Regions from separate parts of the Homo sapiens genome. Here region 1 is linked to region 2. A link is a loop called in an ENCODE intact Hi-C map of the cell type or tissue named here. Cell type or tissue: Caco-2. All regions are shown on one strand. Region 1 overlaps GRIN2B (glutamate ionotropic receptor NMDA type subunit 2B). Region 2 overlaps GRIN2B (glutamate ionotropic receptor NMDA type subunit 2B).

Region 1 (2,500 bases), 120 kb before region 2:
GTTTTACTGATGAAAACTCATCCCTCTGCATAAAATAGACTCATGAAGTACCAGCAACAGGAACAGAAACCAAATTAGGAAATCATGACCACCTGCAAGAGGATCACCATGATGAAATGTTCATATCCTGTACCCTTTCCAAATTTTGAAGTTCATAGCACCAGTGGAAATCACAATTTTCAGACTAGTCAGGAAAGAATGAAAGGAAGGAATTCTTTCAAGAGCACCAAGTTCAAATGCATGTGAATGCTATCATTGCATTTTACCCTATTCTGATAACCGAGGTAAAAAAAAAATGACAGGAGACTGGAGAACAGTGATTTACAACTCCTGGCTGCCCTTAGGAATCAACCTGGATGCTTTTAATACACGTCTGTTCCCGGGCCCTTACCCTCTTCCAGTGCAGCTACATCAGAATGTGTGCTGGGTGGGGCCTTGGGGTCTGTATACAGTTTCTTAAAGCTTCTCAGGAAATTTTAACATGCAGTCATGACTGAGAAGCACTGACACAAGGAACTCAAAACACAGAAAAATGAAAACATGGTGAAGACAGCACGGGAGGAAGTCAGCACATCAATACATCCCTGAGGCTGTTGAGTCAGTATCAGTTGATACACTTTAGAAGACTCTTGTATCTGAAAAAGAAAAATGTGGCTAGGTGTGGTGGCTCACGCCTGTAATCCCAGCACTTTGGGAGGCCAAGACAGGCAGATCACCTGAGGTCAGGAGTTCGAGACCAGCCTAACCAACATGGAAAAACCCTGTCTCTACTAAAAATACAAAATTAGTCGGGCATGGTGGTGCATGCTACCCAGCTACTTGGGAGGCTGAGGCAGGAGAATCGCTGAACCTAGGAGGCGGAGGTTGTGGTGAGCTGAGATTGCACCATTGCACTCCAGCCTGGGCAACAAGAGTGAAACTCCGTCTCAAAAAAAAAAAAAAAAAAAAAAAAAAAAGAAGAAAAGGAAAAAAAAAGCTAACTTCTGATGATCCTAACCAACCTATTTTACTGGGATTACTTTATTCAACATTACTGCCTCTACCACATAGCTTCCCTGCCACTGCTCTCTACTGTTCACCAAATGTTTGGGGTAATGCTGGTCTCTCCTGGCCAGAGAGATGGTGAATACCTGGGCTGTTCCGCACACTTCTGAGCACTCAGTAGGTACTCCCCGGTGTAATACTTGTGGCTGATGAGAAAGATTCTGAAAAAAAATAGCTGATTGCATGGAGAATGGTTCTAAACACACAAGTGTCCAACTTGGCTAAGGTGGTTAATTTTGGAACTGGGCTGAATTTGGAACTGGGCTGGGGAAGGAAGCGCATCCCTAAGGATTGAGCCACTAGAGGCCGCTCTGAGCCAGATTCTCACTAAATCATGCTATGAAGAGGAATCACATCAAAGGGAAAAGGAACGCTGCTGAGTAGCACCGGGCGTCATGGCAACACCATGGTTCCTATTTTTAAACTTAGTGAGTGAGCCCACAAAGTGTGGGTGTATGCACGTGGGGGAAGGGGACTCTGGTCTATTCCTAAAGAATATTCTTTCATGAAGTTTTGAGTTTGCAGGTGGCCAATAAACTGAGACAATGAGATTAGAGAATCAAACTAGAATCAGCTATATTGGAATGGTTCCTTTCTCCTGAACTCCACTCTCTTAGTCTCTATCAGAAAGGATCCTCCATGGCCTTGGATCAGAGGTACCAGGAAATTCGTGATGGTTTTCACTAACATTCTGAAATTCTTCGTTCCTGAAGCTCATTCTGCTAGTCTTTTAGGCAATTCACTTTATATTTCAAGAAAAATAAGTCTAAACAGCAAACTAAAAGCATCTGTGGACACTCCACTCCTTGTGAAGACAATCAGATGAATGCTATGTATTGTCCGTATTCCCGGCATCCGGCACAGGGTTCAGTACATACAGAATAGGGGGTCCACATTCCTACTGGATGTGTCACTCAGTGAATTAAGAATGAATGTAATTTTGTGAAGTGCAGAAAAGTGGGCCCCACATGTCCCGTTTCTTTCATTTCTAATAGCATTTTCTTTTTTTTTTTTTTTAACTTTTCTCCAATCTCCAGCTGAATACAAGGCTTAAACAAATCCAAATTTATCTGACCTGTCAAAAATGAATAGTGGTACTGGAGGACATTTGTAAATCATGGCAGAGGCCAAGGTCTTGTTTTGTTCTATTGCATGTCCCTGACAGTATTTTCAATGCATCTGTAATCTCCCTGAACCTTGGCAGGTTGTAGACCAGAAAGTCTCCACCCGCTTCAGTTCCAAGGATTTTTCAGGTATGCAAAGACTACAAGTTGTTGTTTTTTCCTCTATGGGTTAAAGGATTTGGGAATAGGATAAGAAAAAATAATCCTCCTTCCCATTAGGAAAAGGGAGGTATCAGCAAGATCAGAGCAAGACCAGCAAGTAGAGATGGGCACACTTCAGGACAGAGAGTGAGATGAGCAGGTTCAGTGTGGGAAGTCTTTACCATGTGTGT
Region 2 (2,500 bases):
CACTTTCAGTCAGATGACATCCCCCACAATGCCATCTAACAAGGGAGAAAGTGAAGGGTAGTAAGATATATGAGACCTTAACCAGTCATTTTCTTGAGAGACAAGAGAGTACACAGCCTTTGAAGCTAGCAACCAATGTTAAAATCCTGGCTTCCACTTAAGAGCTGTAGCATTTTGGATATGTTACTTAACCTCTCTGAGCCTCAGTTTCCCCATCTGTAAGATAAAGATTAAATAATATCACTTAGGTCGCTAACTGGTTAAGAGTATTAAATAAGATAGTACATACACAGCACTAAGCGCCTAGCATATGGGGAACACTCTCAAAGCCCCTAAGATACATCAGCGAAAAAAAGAGTTCAGTCTCTCTGCATGCTCTGCAAGTTACCTTATATTTGTATAATGATGTTGTGGATTTGTAAAAGGTACCAGAGAGAAGCAATCAGCTAGTTTAGGCATAACTTTTTCTACCAGGGAGAAATAATATAGGTTGCACAACAGCCCACATGAGAAAAAAATCATTTTTACCTGTTGTGCTCTCAAAGTAGATATGTACTTATTCATGGTAATTTTAAAATTCGCTCTTAACCATATCAGAATTCTTTCAAAGCAAAATTGTGCCCTCAAATTGCCACTGTTAAAATAAAATATAATTTGCTAAGGACAATCATATTTGAAAAAAAGAAAAATCTACCTGAAGCACAACTCAACGGGTTCTGCCACAGCAGTCTACATTTTCCATTTTGCTTATTTTTCCCACTTCCCTTAGCATGGGCTATTTGTGCTAGTGCCTATTTTCTAACATCTGTACCTGCACCCACGTAAATGGAAGAATATGTTTCTCATATGATACTGGAATGTCTTCACTTAACACTTTTAACTTGACCTTTCCTAGACTGAAGGGAAGCTCTGAAGCAGAAGCTAGTCATCTCTGCCTGCTGCCGACAGGTGGCGGTAACGGTCATGCAAGGTTCCTTTAGTCTCGGCTCAGCTGCTCCACTGCGGAGGTTGTCAACTAGCCAGGCAGCATGCTTGTGGTGTCTGTGCTAGGTTTTAAGGTGTTTACAAACATTATTAACCCGAAAGCATGTCTTTTAAGTACAAAACTAAAGGCAGGTTTGAATGTGGTGATAAAAAGTATGACAATGACAATAGTAGAAACCCAAAATGATGAAAAATGATAAACGTAGCACTTGTGGTGAAACTAACTATTCTAAGACGTGAATGGCTGGCTGCAAAGGACAGTGCATATGTACTAAGTGCTGTATCTAAGTAATGAACAATAATCAGTAAAGCAAGGAAAATAACTGAATAACTGATAGTATGTAAAAACAAAACAACCCAAAGCAGAATAAAACGCTTTTTTCTGCAGTTAGGGAATAAGCCCCAGTGTCAAGTGGCAATTAGTCATATGACAATTAGCCTAACATTAACGCAGGAGAGGCTAGGATTTGTTGGAGATTTAAAGCAGTGGTTGTCAATCTTAACTGCACTCTAGAATCACCTGGGGAGCTTTTAAGACTCCCGAAGCCCAGGCCAATAATCAGAATCCCGAGGGGTGGGACTCAGGCATCAGCAGTGTTGAAAGCTCTTCAGGTGATTTTAATGTGCACCCAATTGCCTTCAAATCTAAGCATGGGGAAAAATGTGTTGCTACAGGTTCCACGGATTAAAATCCATCTGGATGTGCAGATCAATATGTGTGATGAGCGTTAATACCTTGGCAAGAATTATTTCCCTATGACATTTGTATCTTCAAGTAGAGAAATCACCTGCCTTGAGGGATTTTTCTTTTTATAGTCTTGAAAACAGTATGGGGGAGAACACGTATTGCCAAAGAATAACAGAGTATGCCTTTCATATACCTATTTGAAGAAAAGGTATCCCAGAGCTACAAGCGTCAACATCCCTTAGTCATTTCAGTGAGTCCATTTACAAACAAGTGGACACAAAAACCTTTTCAAAACTATAGGAGTTTCTAGATACCAGCACCTTTCCCTCACTTTCATCTTTAACAGATTGCTAAGCATGCACGGTGGCTCACGCCTGTAATCCCAGCGCTGTGGGAGGCTGAGGCAGGTGGATCACCTGAGGTAAGGAGTTTGAGACCAACCTGGTCAACATGCTGAAGCCCTGTCTCTACTAAAAATACAAAAATTAGCTGGGTGTGGTGGCAGGCGCCTGTAATCCCAGCTACTCGGGAGGCTGAGGCAGGAGAATCACTTGAACCTGGGAAGTGGAGGTTGCAGTGAGCCGAGATGGCATCATTGCACTCCAGCCTGGCTGACAAGAGCAAAACTCTGTCTCAAAGAGAGAGAGAGAAAAAAAAAGGATTAATTGCTGGCCTATCCACGCTGTCAATGCAATCTGGTTACCTTCCATCATTAACAATCAAGTTTTACAGGAAAACAAATGCATGGTTTAGTCCTCAGCACAAACCCTCAGGCCCTTCTCCCTGCAGCCCCTTTTTACCTTATCTGCCATTATCATAGAGGAGCCC

Evidence for each region. Hi-C counts contacts between places; a loop is a spot of excess contacts. Peaks named below come from ENCODE experiments on the same cell type or tissue, not always from the same donor. Only the 100,000 strongest peaks of a DNase experiment are listed, where the experiment ranks them.
Region 1: a loop joins it to region 2, with 7 times the contacts of the local background. A loop is called at or near these places in 4 of 110 quality-filtered maps.

Annotation. Positions count from the first base shown.
Region 1 is chr12:13,738,447-13,740,946 of GRCh38, forward strand. The region is part of intron 4 of GRIN2B (glutamate ionotropic receptor NMDA type subunit 2B); the gene reads right to left. Among named protein-coding and RNA genes, the nearest start is that of GRIN2B, 240 kb to the right of the region's middle. In Caco-2, a CTCF peak has its summit at 1,343 (motif pointing right); a DNase peak (open chromatin) is centred at 1,375.
Region 2 is chr12:13,863,326-13,865,825 of GRCh38, forward strand. It overlaps GRIN2B (glutamate ionotropic receptor NMDA type subunit 2B), which reads right to left. Exons shown (of 14, transcript NM_000834.5): 3 at 2,473-2,500. Among named protein-coding and RNA genes, the nearest start is that of GRIN2B, 120 kb to the right of the region's middle. In Caco-2, a CTCF peak has its summit at 956 (motif pointing right); a DNase peak (open chromatin) is centred at 976.